Regions from separate parts of the Homo sapiens genome. Here region 1 is linked to region 2. The links are chromatin contacts, found by Hi-C or POLR2A ChIA-PET in ENCODE. All regions are on one chromosome and are shown on one strand. The core of a region is the stretch at or near the end of the contact, and the rest is flanking DNA. Distances in the headings are between cores, read along the strand shown.

What was found. Hi-C counts contacts between places; a loop is a spot of excess contacts on that map. ChIA-PET counts read pairs that join two places held with the same protein, here RNA polymerase II (POLR2A). Pooled maps may share reads with other maps.
Region 1: a loop to region 2 is called in a map of PC-9, with 6 times the contacts of the local background. The contact joins two enhancer-like sites. A Hi-C loop is called at or near these places in 5 of 168 maps with a recorded cell type or tissue (Caco-2, HepG2, PC-3 and 2 more), 1 of 37 single-sample maps with no recorded cell type and 3 of 50 pooled maps. POLR2A ChIA-PET finds 5 or more read pairs at or near these places in 3 of 52 experiments (HepG2, WTC11 and activated CD4-positive, alpha-beta T cell).

The regions. Positions count from the first base shown.
Region 1 is chr2:120,437,556-120,444,036 of GRCh38, forward strand. No RefSeq gene overlaps it. Among named protein-coding and RNA genes, the nearest start is that of LINC01101, 26 kb to the right of the region's middle. RefSeq lists an enhancer at 4,560-5,185. Within about 2 kb of position 4,621, at least 10 of the 41 ENCODE cell types and tissues checked have a DNase peak (open chromatin) inside an H3K27ac peak, as active enhancers do.
Region 2 is chr2:120,394,489-120,400,697 of GRCh38, forward strand. No RefSeq gene overlaps it. Among named protein-coding and RNA genes, the nearest start is that of INHBB, 51 kb to the left of the region's middle. RefSeq lists an enhancer at 346-1,159. Within about 2 kb of position 4,868, at least 5 of the 41 ENCODE cell types and tissues checked have a DNase peak (open chromatin) inside an H3K27ac peak, as active enhancers do.

The sequences.
Region 1 (6,481 bases), core at 3,371-5,870, 43 kb after region 2:
TGTGTTACCCCGGAGGCCTGAGGCAGTGACTGGTGATGGCTATGTTCACAGGGCTCCTGTATAGCCCTGAAGCGTCTGTCTGGCCCTGAAATCTTCCCCATACTACAAAATGACTACCCTTCAATCCCCCACACACAGAGCTCCTGGAAACCAGGCCAAGGAGCCCGGGGACGTGGGTGGGACAGAGTGATGGGGAAATCATGCCAGGGAGGGCGTGCCGGGTTGTAAACGCTTCCACCCTGGATCCCCATTGGGTGGATCCCTCGGAAAGGGCTATCCCCCACCACATACTGAAGGATAGCAGGAAGGCAGGTGGCCCCAGTGTGGGGTAGGGTCCCCTTGGCCAGGGTAGGAACTCTGACGAGTCAGAACCCAAACCCGATCAAGCCCACTGCTGTCCACGGCCCCCTAGAAATTGTGACTGTGACTTCCTTCCAATCAGCATGGCTTCTGGGCTGGGTCTCTGGACAGGCCTTGAGGACATGGGATCCCATCCGGCCAGGCCACAGAGGAGAGCGAGACCCTGCAAAGCTGCATGGTCAGTCCAGGCCACGCAAACTCTTGGATCTCCACTTTTTGGCTCAGCTGCCCCCAAAGTCATCCTTGGCTCTATTTGCTCTCTAAGCCTCAGCAGTAATATTAATAAGGATAATGATAGCAATGGCTCCCTGGGTTCTGGGCTCTATTCTAAACTCTTACCCCATTCAGATTCATTTCATCCTCACAACCACCCCAGCAGGCAGGAGCTACTGTAAATCCCATTTTACAGGTTGAGAAGTGGAGGTAATTTGCCTGGGTTGCACGCTGTTGCTACGTGCCGGCGCTCCACACCCAGCCCTCTTAAACATGGTGTGGCTGGCAGTGGGGGGTGGGAGCCAGGTGGTGACCCCAGTTGCATTCTCAAACAGTGGCTTTATTTCACAGGGTGAAAGGCAGGGCACTGGGTGGTAAGACAGCCTGGAGGATGATGAAATGTCATTGGGAGCCTTGGGCCTCGGGGTCTGGCTCCACTTTGGTCCAGTGGTCCAGGAGCAGTGTGGAGTGGGTCCTGCAGGCCCAGGATGGGGCCACCCAGGGGCTTTAAAGCGGGTGGCTCTATGCCCTGGTGACCACCCAGTCCCTCTGCCCTGCTCAGAGCCTTCCTCTCCTGGGAAATTTAACAGACAGCTGGGCTTCTGCCCAGTCCCTCCAACCCAACAGTCTTCACTCTGGCTCGCCCACACCTCTCAGGAGGCCCCTTGTGACGTGGTGTTTTCACACGTGATCTCATCAGCGCCCAGACCCAGCCTGGAGACCTGCGTTCCCTCTGCCTTGGCCCCCTTCCTGGGGGCCCCTCCAGCCTCTCTCATCTCCCAGCCCTAGGGCCCCTCTTCACGGTCCTTCAGGCCTGTAGAATTATGTCCTGATTCCTTGCCATTCAAAGCCTGCTGTGGTCAGGCCCCAGCCAACTGCATCTCTCCCTGTTTCCACCAAACCAGTGGCAAGACAACCCTGAACCCCCTCCCCTAGCGCCCTGCCAGAGCCAATGCTGTTCCCATTACCCAGAAATTCTCCTTGCTCCATCCCCCACCTTAACTCACTGACACCCTGCCCATCCCTTGAGATCCATTCCAAATGCCCCCTCCTCCAGGAAGCCTTCCTTCACTGAGGATTCTGAACCTCTGCTACATCTTTTTAGCTTTCCCAAAGCCTCCCTCATCCTTCAGTAGTTTCTTGAGAAAGAGTATATGGGAGGTAAATTTTTGAGAAGTTTTATGACCCACATTTTTATTCTACCCTTATGCTTGATTAATTTACCTGCATACAAAATTTCAAAATTTTGCTCCACTGTCTTTAAGCAACCATTGTCCAGTGCTACTCTTTTGCCTGATCCTTCATAGGCAAAGTAATTTTTTTAAAAATCTCTGTACATGTCTCCAATTTAGGAGCTTTTTTGGGGTTCTGGCCGGCTTTTTGGACTTCCTGTTTTTCTATAAACCTCGGTTTCAGCTTTCTCCACAGGGCTAAAGAAACGACCCTTCTCCTATCTGCATTCAAGCTTCTGAAATTTTACTGATGCCTCCTCTATCATACTCTTTGTCTTAGCAGATTTTCACCTTTAAACATCTCTTTACTGTCATGCCAGGGTGTCTCAGGAGTAGGCAGGGATAAATTCGTGTGCCCCATTAGCCCTATTTGAGAAGTCCCTTGGGAGCTAGCTTTGAAGTGCCTCCTGGCTACAAAGGCTTGGCGCTTTGCTCCCAGGCACCCGGGCTGCCCTCTTGAGTCACCTATGTAGGGCCCTGGTCTACGTGGTGAACGTCCCTAACCAGGAGCAACTACAACAAATCAATGAGGGCCTGTTTGTGGGTCTGCCGTGACGTAAGCGACGTGCTTGTTTAAGTGAGGCCCTCCACAACCTGCATCATAGCCGTTCTTATGGTGAAATGTTGACTGAGGCTGGATCCCAGTACTCAGGGAAAGACAAAAGTCTCAGGCCTGGATGGGTAGGGAATCACTTTGCAATAGGGGAGGAAGGGCTTGTCCACACAAAAGAACGATTCCAATGGACAGTGGATGCAGAAACACGGCCCTACCCTGTTGTTTGTCAGTAGTAGCCCACGGTCATAGGGGTGTCGAAGGCCTTACTTCTCTTCCTATGCCCTGCCCTGCTCTAAACCCAGCGGGCAGAGGGCAGTCCGCTGCACCCAGAGTCCCTGAGGCAGCTCTATTCCCGGGCAGCTGTTAAGCCACTGAGTGTCTGTTGCGCATTAACTACTATTACTGTTGCACATGGTGTGACGGACATCAGGGAACTCCAGGAGTTTCATGCCAGGAGTGCAGAGAGGGTTGGAGTAGTGGAGCAGTGCGTCAATCAGACAATCAAAGAGGGAAGGCAAGGAGGAAGGGGAGAGAAGAAGAGTTATTGCGGCCCCACTTATATTTGGGGTAGCCATATAATTTGTAATCCAAAGCGGGACATGTTTGAGAGTGTGGGGCACTATGAATAATAATGCAGGACCCCAGGCGTAACCTGGGCGGTCCCAGGCAAGCTGGGCTGTAGTATGGACTCCCTCCCACTTCAGTACAAGATCTCACTGAAGCCCTAAAACAGTCCTATAATTGGATGGCATTGTCTCCTCATGAGGGGACAGTCTCTCCGAGAGCACAGGCTCCCTGGTTCTGGGCTGTGTGTGAGTGAGGTTATGTGTGTGAGGTCATGAAGCCGGAGCTGGCACTGGATCTCAGGTTGGTATGATTCTGTCTTTTCAGCCTAAAACCTGCCTGTTCAGAGACGAGGTTGTTTGACGGGCTAGGTTAGGGGGTCAGGGCCTAATGGAAATAGGGGACTGGAAAGATTGGGAAGATTTTCCAGGCAGCTCAGGTACCCAGCGAGCCTGGGGGTTAGTTCCAGGTCCAGGCTCCTTAGGGCCACAGGAAACCTCGAGGCCATGGCCTGCCTGTGCTGGTGGGATCGAGTCAGCAAATCCACATCCCCCTGACCCAGCCATGCTCTTGGGCCCCATCAGAGAGGCCCCACGGGATTTTCCCCACTGTCTTTTCACACCTACATAAATCTGTGCACATGGTCACAACACAGAGAGTTAGGCCAACACAAGCTATACAGGTGCAATCCACTTGAAATGTGGATGTCTGCAACTTCACAGATATGACAAGAATACGCACGCGCAGACGTCAACATGCTCCATACACACACCCAGTAACCCTTACTTCGGCTTCATGTGCAATGTGTGCATAGGGGCCTCGGGCGGAGACTTTCAACAGTTACCATGTGCCTCACCCCCATGACACTCCCAACCTCTCTCCTGGGAACCCCTGCCCCCCTCTCGAAGGGTGGCAGCTTTGGGGCCCAGCCTTTATGCAAATGCCAAGCCACAGCTCACTCCATCTTTTCTCTCCTCTCTAATTGACTGTTTTCCCTCCTTGCTGGGACTGCGGGAGCCCCGGGTCGGCATTCAGAAGGGCTCTCCCCCCACTGCCCGGCCCCTCCAACCCGAGCTCCCGGCCCTTTTAATCTAGTTACTTTTCCATCAACACACTGGGAGAAAGACACAAAGGGGCATAATCGTATCTGTGGCTGTTGATGTTCAATTAACCACATAACCTTTAGGCGCTCTCTCTCTCTCTCTCTCTCTCTCTCTCTCCCCCCCCTCCCTCTCTCTCTCTCTCTTTCTTCCCCCCTCTCACCTCACCCCGCTTCTTCAACCCAGCTGCCCCTCTGGTCCTGACACTGGCTCAGAAGCCCTCCAACACCCCATACCAAAGACCTGGCCTCCTGGCCCCTGGGAGATGCCCCACCTTTTAGGGAAGGTAAGCCATCAACCCCAATTCCAGCTGCACTCCCCATCTGACCCCTGCCTGCCCTTGCCCTGCCGGCCCCTTCTGCCACCCCTCCGTCCCTCTCCAGGCCTGGAGGGAGGGGTGCCTCTGGGAGCGGGCACCCCGCAAAACTCCGCTTTCTGGACCTTGTCTGGGGCCAGCAGCTGTCATTTGCCGGGCGTTCCGCTTTCTCCACTGTACCATGCTAATTTTTCGAGGGACAATTTTTTGACAATGAGTCCTCCAGCCCGAACAGAAACCCTTTATGGGGCCGGCCCCAGGGAGGCCGCGGCGCTGCCAAGGCAAACAAAGGCTCATTGCTGCCGCGGAACATGCCTGCGCCTTTCAGGGCCGGGTTCGCAGAGCGCGCCGCCTCCAGCCCGCGCCGAGGTAACACCTGGTCCGCCAACTCCTGGCGCCTAATCAAGATATCAATCACGGCGCGGGGGCAGGGGGGCGCACGGGCCCCGAAGGCTCCAGAACCCGGCAAGTGCAGGTAGCCGGCCGCCTGGCCGGCCAGGGCTGCTTGGCAGGGAGCGCCGGGATCTGGGGGGAAAGAAATCAAGCCCCGAAGCTGAAGGCTTAATTAGGCTGATATCATCCCGCACAAATGTTCCTCCGAGAGGAAGGCTTCTGGGCACCAAAATTATTTTGTGATTAAAAGCGAAAAGGAAGGAGAAATGATTCGGCCTTTGGAGGAGTTCGGAGGGCTGGGGGTGGCAGCAGGAGGCTGGGGCGCAGCGCAGCGCCAGGGGCGCGGGACCCAGCCAAGCTCCCCACTCTGCCCCCACTGGGACAGAGAGGCGCAAGAGTCCACCAACCCCTGCCACTTGTGGCCTTTCCTGACTGCCCAGGGCTTCCAACAATGTAGAAGAGTGACAGTAAATGTCCAGGTCCCTGCATATAGGTGTTTCTTTAATCTGCACACCAGGCCGGAAAGGCCATGCACGTCGTCGTCATCCCATTTCGTAGATGGGGAAAATTAGCTCGGAGAGGTGACATCTTGCCCGAAGTCCCACGGCTGGTCAGTGGCAAGTGGACAGTGGCAACTGCGCCTGGAAAACGCCGTCCGTGGCGCGGTCGCGGCGCCAGGGGCATGCCTGACAGCCACCTTCTCTCCCGTGACCGCCGGGCTCCGCATCAGGGCGAGCCACTCGGCTCGGGAGAGCAGGAAACTGGGGAGGGCCGAGCCTCCGGCCACGCCTTGTCAGCCCCGGAGCCTCCACCAATCCCGGGCCCGGAAAGACCAGGCCCACTGCCGGCCCCGCCCAGCACCTGCGCAGGTAGCGCGCGCAGGCGAACCGCAGGCCCGGGCTTCTGGGGCCTCACGCTGCGCGGAGAGGCTGCCCAGCAGTTGCTAGGCAGTCCTGGGCCAGGTCGTGGTTCCGCCACTTACTCGCTGTGCGACCTCTTGTGCCTCACTGTAACATGGGACAACGGTAGTCCCAACCTCATGGTGCTCTTTGAGGATGGAATGAGCTCCTGCAAGTCAAGCTCAGCCCAGGGCTGGCCGTGGATATGCTCAGAAAACTCCACATGCGGGCCTGCATCCGCCAGCAGGCCCCGGTGCGCCACACTGACATGCTCCCGCAAGGTTGATAAGGGGCTGTGCGCGAGCTTCTCCAGTGCCGCCTGTGCCCTCCGCCATGTTAGTTTTCTCCTGGGACACGCCCCCAGCCTCCCAGGATCTGGCACTGAAGGGGCCCAACGGGAGACCCTCTGCCTGACCCAGCCTATGGAGGCATCCATCCTGAGCGGTTGGTGCCCATGGTGTACTGTTTGTTAAATATTTTGAATACTATTCTCGATCATCTATGTAATAAAATATTTTGCTGTTGGCAAAGACACATATACAGTCTCAGGACCCTAAATCTAGGCAGTGTCCTATTCAATCAACCCATCATTCATTCATGACGTAAGCCACACATTTAGAAAGCTTTTCATTATTGATTCATTGAATCACTGATTTCTGAGCATATTCACTCATAGACTCAGTTATTAATTATGTGACAGTCACTCCACCCACATACGTAAATCCTTTCCCATGGGTCTGTGTGCACCAAGTGGGCCTTGGGCGGTCTCTCCTTTGAGAACCCCACTGTCTCCTGTGGGAGATGGAATGTGTGCCCATCTCTAAACCAAGAGCAAATGGGTAATTACC
Region 2 (6,209 bases), core at 3,618-6,117:
TGCTTGAACCTGGGAGGCGGAGGTGGCAGTGAGCCAAGATGGTGCCACTGCACTCCAGCCTGGGCGACAGAGCATACTCCAACTCAAAAAAAAAAAAAAAAAAAAAAAGTGCAGAAGCCAGGTGTGGGTGAAAGGGAGGGGTGGGGACTGTGGTGAGCAATACAGGCCTTTCCAGACCAAATTCATGTCTTGTAGGATTGTTGGATCTTCAACAATCTCCTGGTTTTCAAATGTAGGCAACTCATTTGATTTTTGAAATATCATTAGTGAGACAGAGGTGTATTGGCCAAGAAAATCCCCCAAAACACACCTGAGGGTCAAATTCAGCCTTCGGGCCCTCAGTGTGTGACCTCTAATCTAGTGTAAACCTCTCTCCAATTCAAGCCTCTCAGCCTCAGCTTCTCGACGGCTCTGGCTGCTGGCATCAGCCCTCCCCAGAGAACAGGACCTCAGCTGAAAGGACAGCCGTCCCTCTAGGGGTCCACCCATGAGCACTTCTCCGGGACCTGCTTTGGTTAGAAAATACTTTCTGAAGAGGTGCCCCTAGCGGTTTGTGCCTCCATGCCCTCTTACTGCTCCCTTCTTGGGGTATACCTGGTATCCAGCGAGTGCCCATACACAACCCCCCAATTTCAACCTTGAGCAACGAATGTTGTGGAGCCAGGTAGACCCAAGCTCAAGTTCCAGCTCTGTGTCGACTTGGAGATGCTGCCTGACTGTCTCCAAAAGGAATGGGATGAAATGCTTTCCGGGTGATGAGCTGATGTAGGCAACGTGCCTGGCACTGGCCTGGCTTGAGGCGGGGGCCCTGGAGAGTGTGCTGAGGTGGTGGAAGCCGTATGGGGAGGCCAGGGAGTAGGGTGTGGGGCACGTGTCCAGCATCGAGCTCTGTCCACAGGCCTGTTCCACAGTCCTGCTCCGGAGCGCTCCCCCGCCCCTACCCACCGGATCCCTCAGCTGCAGACCTTTCCTTCTTCGTGGAGTTAACCTTGACACACGCACATGCGCATATGGGTGCCCACACCCATACGTGTGCCTGTGTGTCTGCACACACACCTCTGGTGACAGCACGTCTCTGGCCACCTCTAGGTTTTACTGCTTCAAATAGCTGCAAGATGCTCCAGTTGAACTGCAAAGTCTAGAGGCTTCCTCAGGCCTCCCCCACACCCTCAGTTGCACTTTGAAGCTCCTCTCCCTTTCACTTCCTGGGATTCTGCCCCGGCCTCATGGGGTTCCTTGTTTTGACCCAGGCTCCAAGTCCTGAAGGGCCTGGTCGCTGGATTCTCCTCTTAGCCTGAAGGGGTAAGAAGTGAAAAAGACCCAGGACCCTAGGCTTTCCTTGCTAGCTCTGCCACTTCCTATTTGAGCAGCTCCCTCCGCCTTCCTCACCTCTAACCAAGAGCATGGTGGCCTCTGCGTTAATATCTACCTTGTGGGGTTGTTGGAGAGAGGCAATGAGAGGGTGTACAGGTCACTCAGCACAGCCACCAATCCCCACCCCCCCACACACCGTCGGCCTCCTGCTGGAGTTCCCTCCCCTCCTGGATCTCAGCCAGGTCTTGGGAAGGCCGGGCAGGCAGACAGGCAGGGGTGGGGGAGGTTCCTGAGGGGTAAGCAGCTCCCGGGAGCCCTTCAAATCATTCCCAGAGGCAGCTGCCTGTGCAGAAGGCTGGGGCTGACGCCGCGCCAAGAGTGGAGGGCTCTGCGGGCTCCAGAGCCTCTCGCCGGGAAGCTGCTCCCCAGGCACCCACCCACGCGCACACGGCCCTCAGGAGCCCTGGCGGAGGGCGGGCTGGGTGTGCACATGCGTGTGTGTGTGTCCAAGAGTGTGCGCGGAAACGCTAAGTGACTTGTACAAGCTCATCCTGCAGGTGGGCCTCCATGCTACCCTCCAACCCGACTCCAGGACTCTCATTGGAGGAAGGGCAGTCCCATCCTTTCCTGGGTTCCACTGTAGCATTCCCTGGGGAGCTCCGCCCGCCACTGGCACGCCGGGGACAACAGGGGCTCGCCATAGCCAGGCTAGGGACCATCCTAGTATCATCTACTTCTGCCTCTTTCCTGAGGACAGTGGTGGGTCGGGGGATGATGTTGGGGGCTCGGGACGGCGGGCAGGAGTTCTTAGCACTGCTCTCAGCTTTGACACTGGCCTTGTGATGACTTCAGTCTCAGATTCCCCAACTGTCAAGTGGGGACGACAATCCAAAGCTGTTGTGAGGACCCCATGGGTCTTGCACAAGAAATTACCCAGCAAAGGCTGCCCCTCGGGATATGAAGATGGAAGAAGCTCCTGTCTTCTCACCCCTGTCTTGGCAGGGCCGGGGGAGAGCTGAGCCCGAGGAGGGACTGAGCCCAAGGAAGGACTTCCTCTCCTGGCCCTGAGGGTGGTTGGACCCACAGCTGCAGATGAAGTTCTTGGCCACACAGAAAATTGGGGCTGACCCCCACCCGTGCAGGCCCCAGGTTGGAAGTGGGCCACATACATGGGAACTGTCCACTGAAGTACAGGTGACCTCAGAGGAGGACCAAGGTGATCCGGCTGGGGCAAGGACAGCATCTGTAGCCCGCGTGTCCACAGGGAGCATCTGAGTCCTGGAGAAGTGTGGTGGTTTCTGGGCCGGGAAAGTAGGGCTAGGGTGGAGAGTGTGGGTGTGGGGGAGGAGGATGCCGTAAACCCTGCCCTGCCCTGCCCTGGGGGTCTCACTCACAGGCACAGAGCTGGACAGCATTTTCACTAACGTAATCTTTCTACTTGCCTGGAAGAATCTGAGGAAGGTTATCTGAGCCTAGTCTCACCAGATGCCACGCAATTCAGTATGGCCTTGCTGAGGGTTCTCTCCATGGCCCCCAGCCTGTGAGGGACACACAATATTTACTAACTCACTGGTGGCTGAGTCATCATCCACTCGTTCATTTATTCCACAAAGACGGCTCTGATCACACCCGCGGCAAGTGGCCGGCACTCCCTGGAGCTCCAGGCATCTTGTCTCTCGCATGCACCAGGCTCTCTGCAGCAGATGCTCTTGGGTGTTCCTGTGGGCAGGGCACACCCCGTCCTCCACACAGCCCAGCTCCCAGCTCGGTGCCTGACCTAGGCCAGCCCTTGGTGAAGAGCAGGGAAACGGACGGCAGACATGGGGGCAGGCATGGGGCGCAGAGGGGACCCCACCTGCCTCCCACAAGCTGCCCGTAGCTGGAGGGCTGTTCATAAATAATTCGAGCTCAGGTGTGAGGGGTGTATCGCTTCCCTCATCCCAGTGGGGCTGCAACACACAAGGGTGAAACTGACTTCAGCGACAGGAGCCCGGGGTGGGGGAGGGCCGGATGTCCTGAGTCCCGGGGTCACAGATGTCTCGGATGGTGGGATATTCTCAGAGCCCTCAAGCCACGTGGAAAACACATCCTGAGCCTTTCCAGCAGGAAGAGCAGGTGAAGAAGGTTGGAGAACCTAGATGCCAGATTGAGGCTTAGCTCTGTTCTCTGCTGGCAACTGGCAAGCCGTTTAATGTCTCTGAGCCTCAGTTTCCCATTTGTAAAATGGGAACCATGGCAGTGCCTACCCCTCAGGTTGCTGTGAAGACTAAACGAGATGATATAGGTAAAGGGGACGGAACAGGGCCTGGTGTATAGTAGATAAGTATTTGTTATTTTTAGCATTTATTTCTTCATTCTTTCCTTCCCACAAGTGTTTGTCAAGCACAAACTATGTGCTAGGCCCTGGGGATGTAGCTGAAAGTAAGGATCCCAGTGCCTTGGAGCATATTGGTTCCAGCCCAAGATACCTACTGCAGCAGCTGCTCTGTGGGTGACGTGAGTTCCAGGGCATGAGCCTGATTTTTAAATTGCAAAGTAATAATGATGATACCAAATCTGGGGCCAGGATGGGAAGCAGGTATCCTTCTCCCCAAAGGCCTCCCGGCAGCTGGCTGAGAGACACATTCTATGTGGGAGGCAGGAGGCAGGAGCCCCAAGTGTTGGAGCCGTGGGTCCCCTGAATGCAGAGTGAGTTACTATGGTCAGGAATGGGGTGGGTGCTTGCTGGCAGGGCTGTTTTTGTCGTGAGCACAGAGATGCAGCCATTTGCCCGGAGTAACTATGCACACTGGACTGGGGCTGCAGCAGTCACGCCTACCCAACCCCTGCTCCCCTGCTTGCCCTCGGTCTGGTGGTGTCCCTGTTTCCCTTTCCCTGCACGGCTTCCGTCCCCTCCTCCAGCATGCAGGGGCTCCTTGAAGCCACGTCTGTGGCCTTCTTGACCTTCAGCCCCGTAGCCAGCCATCCCCAGCCCTCAGATCAGACTGGTCCAGCCCTTTTATTCCCGGGGCCCTCTGGACGCTGCCTTCCCCACTTGGCCATGTCAGGGTTATCTCCAACTGAGCACCACCTACCCTCACCCCACCCCCAGCCTAGCTGGCAGGTGGCCCCGAGGCAAGCCCAGGAGGATGCCTGCTCATCTGGGTGCAACACCATCCAAGCCTCCCCCGCGACTTGAAATCCCCCTCCCCATCAGCAAGGGTGCAATGCTGGGGCACTCAGAGACGTGAACCCCTTGACAGGACCCTGCCCGGCCTTAGGAAGCTTGGGGGCCCCCGGATGATGATAAGCTGGATGCTAAGAAGCCAGGTGGTCTGGGCAGGGCTGGACTCTCTGTGACCTGGGAGGCCAGGACATCCAGGGCCCTGGCAGAGTCGTCCACCAGGTGTCCATCCTCATGGGCCCCACTGTGGGGGCAGTGGAGCCACCCAGCATGGAGTGTGTGCTGTCCACTGCTATGGGTCAACAGGCACAGGAATGAAGCCCCGGGAGGTGCTGTTTGTCCTGGTGTTTGTAGAAAGCAAACAATGGGATGCCTTTGTGAGTGCTCACACCGCACTGGGTGCCCGGGAGCGTTTGGCTTTCATGCCTGGCTTTCATGTCCCCACTGAGCAGGCTTCTACCACCCCACCCTCAGGTGAGATCACATCTCCCCAGTCCTCGCCACTGCCACACCCTGGTTCAGAGGTCCCTCGGGGCACCCGGAAGCTGGCCCTTCGTCCCAGCCTGGGCTGGGGCTGACTCTCAGAGCTGCGGGTCCTCACGTGGAAGATGGACATGAGACTCGTGTTCTGACCGAAAGAGTTGCTGTCAGGGTCCGAGGAACTTGCGGGAAGTGACTGTATCAATATAACCACACTGTCACAGTGGCTCATTTTTGTCGTAATGATTAAGAATGCTGTTGCTCTGATTTGGTAGTTAACTGTCACTCCGAGGTTCTCGAAAAGACAGTAAAAACAAGCCAGTCAGAGTGACATTCCTTCATTCACTCAAAAATATTGGTTGACTACCTACAGTGTGTCAGGCACTGTTCTGGGCCCTGTAGACCAGACACTCAAGGCTAGGGACGAAGCCTCCTTTACCAGGCCTGCCACGTGGTCAGACAGCAGTGTCCAGAGATAGGCGGTGGGTGTGTGGGGCACTGTTTGGAGACTGACTGTCCCAGAAGAAACCAGGACAGCCAGAGGACAGAGGTCCTGGCACGTCCAGTGGAGGGGAGGAGGTGTCATCCCATGGTCGACCTGGAGACTGCAGTTCAGGGAGGGGGACTGGTCCATGAGGTCAGCAGTGGCAGGGCTACCACCTGTGCCTCTCGCCTTCACACTCACCATGCCCACTGCCTCTCGGGTAGATGGAGGCACAGCTGGCCCTCCCGGGTCCAGCGGGAGAGCAGGGAGAGGGAGAGGATGAAAAAGCAAGTCACATGGATTTGCTAGCTCCGACCCTCCAAGTCGTCACTGGCCATCTGCTGGCATGGTGTCCACTCCTGTGCGGGGAGAGACTCCACAGGTCCCAGATGGAGCTGCTTTTCTTCCCTTGCAAATGGATTTCCCTTTCTGTCTTCCTAAATACCAATATAGCACATTCATTTACAGATCCTTTATTCATTCATCATATTTTGTCAAACAAGGCAGAGTGCTAGGCACTGGGATCAGCAGGGAACAAAGTAGATCAAACCCCTGCCCTCCAGGGATTCACATTTTGGCGTGTGGGTGGCGCGGGTTTGGGAGGGGTGAAACTTGGAGAAATCTGTGTACATGTCAGGTGGGGCCGAGGGGTAGGGAGGAGAAAGCGAGTGCCAGGTCCCTGAGCTGCTCAGCAGGGAAGCTCCCAGCCTTTCTGGCTTCCTCTATTGGCCTCAGAATACCCAGCTCCCGCTAATTCTGCCCAGGCTG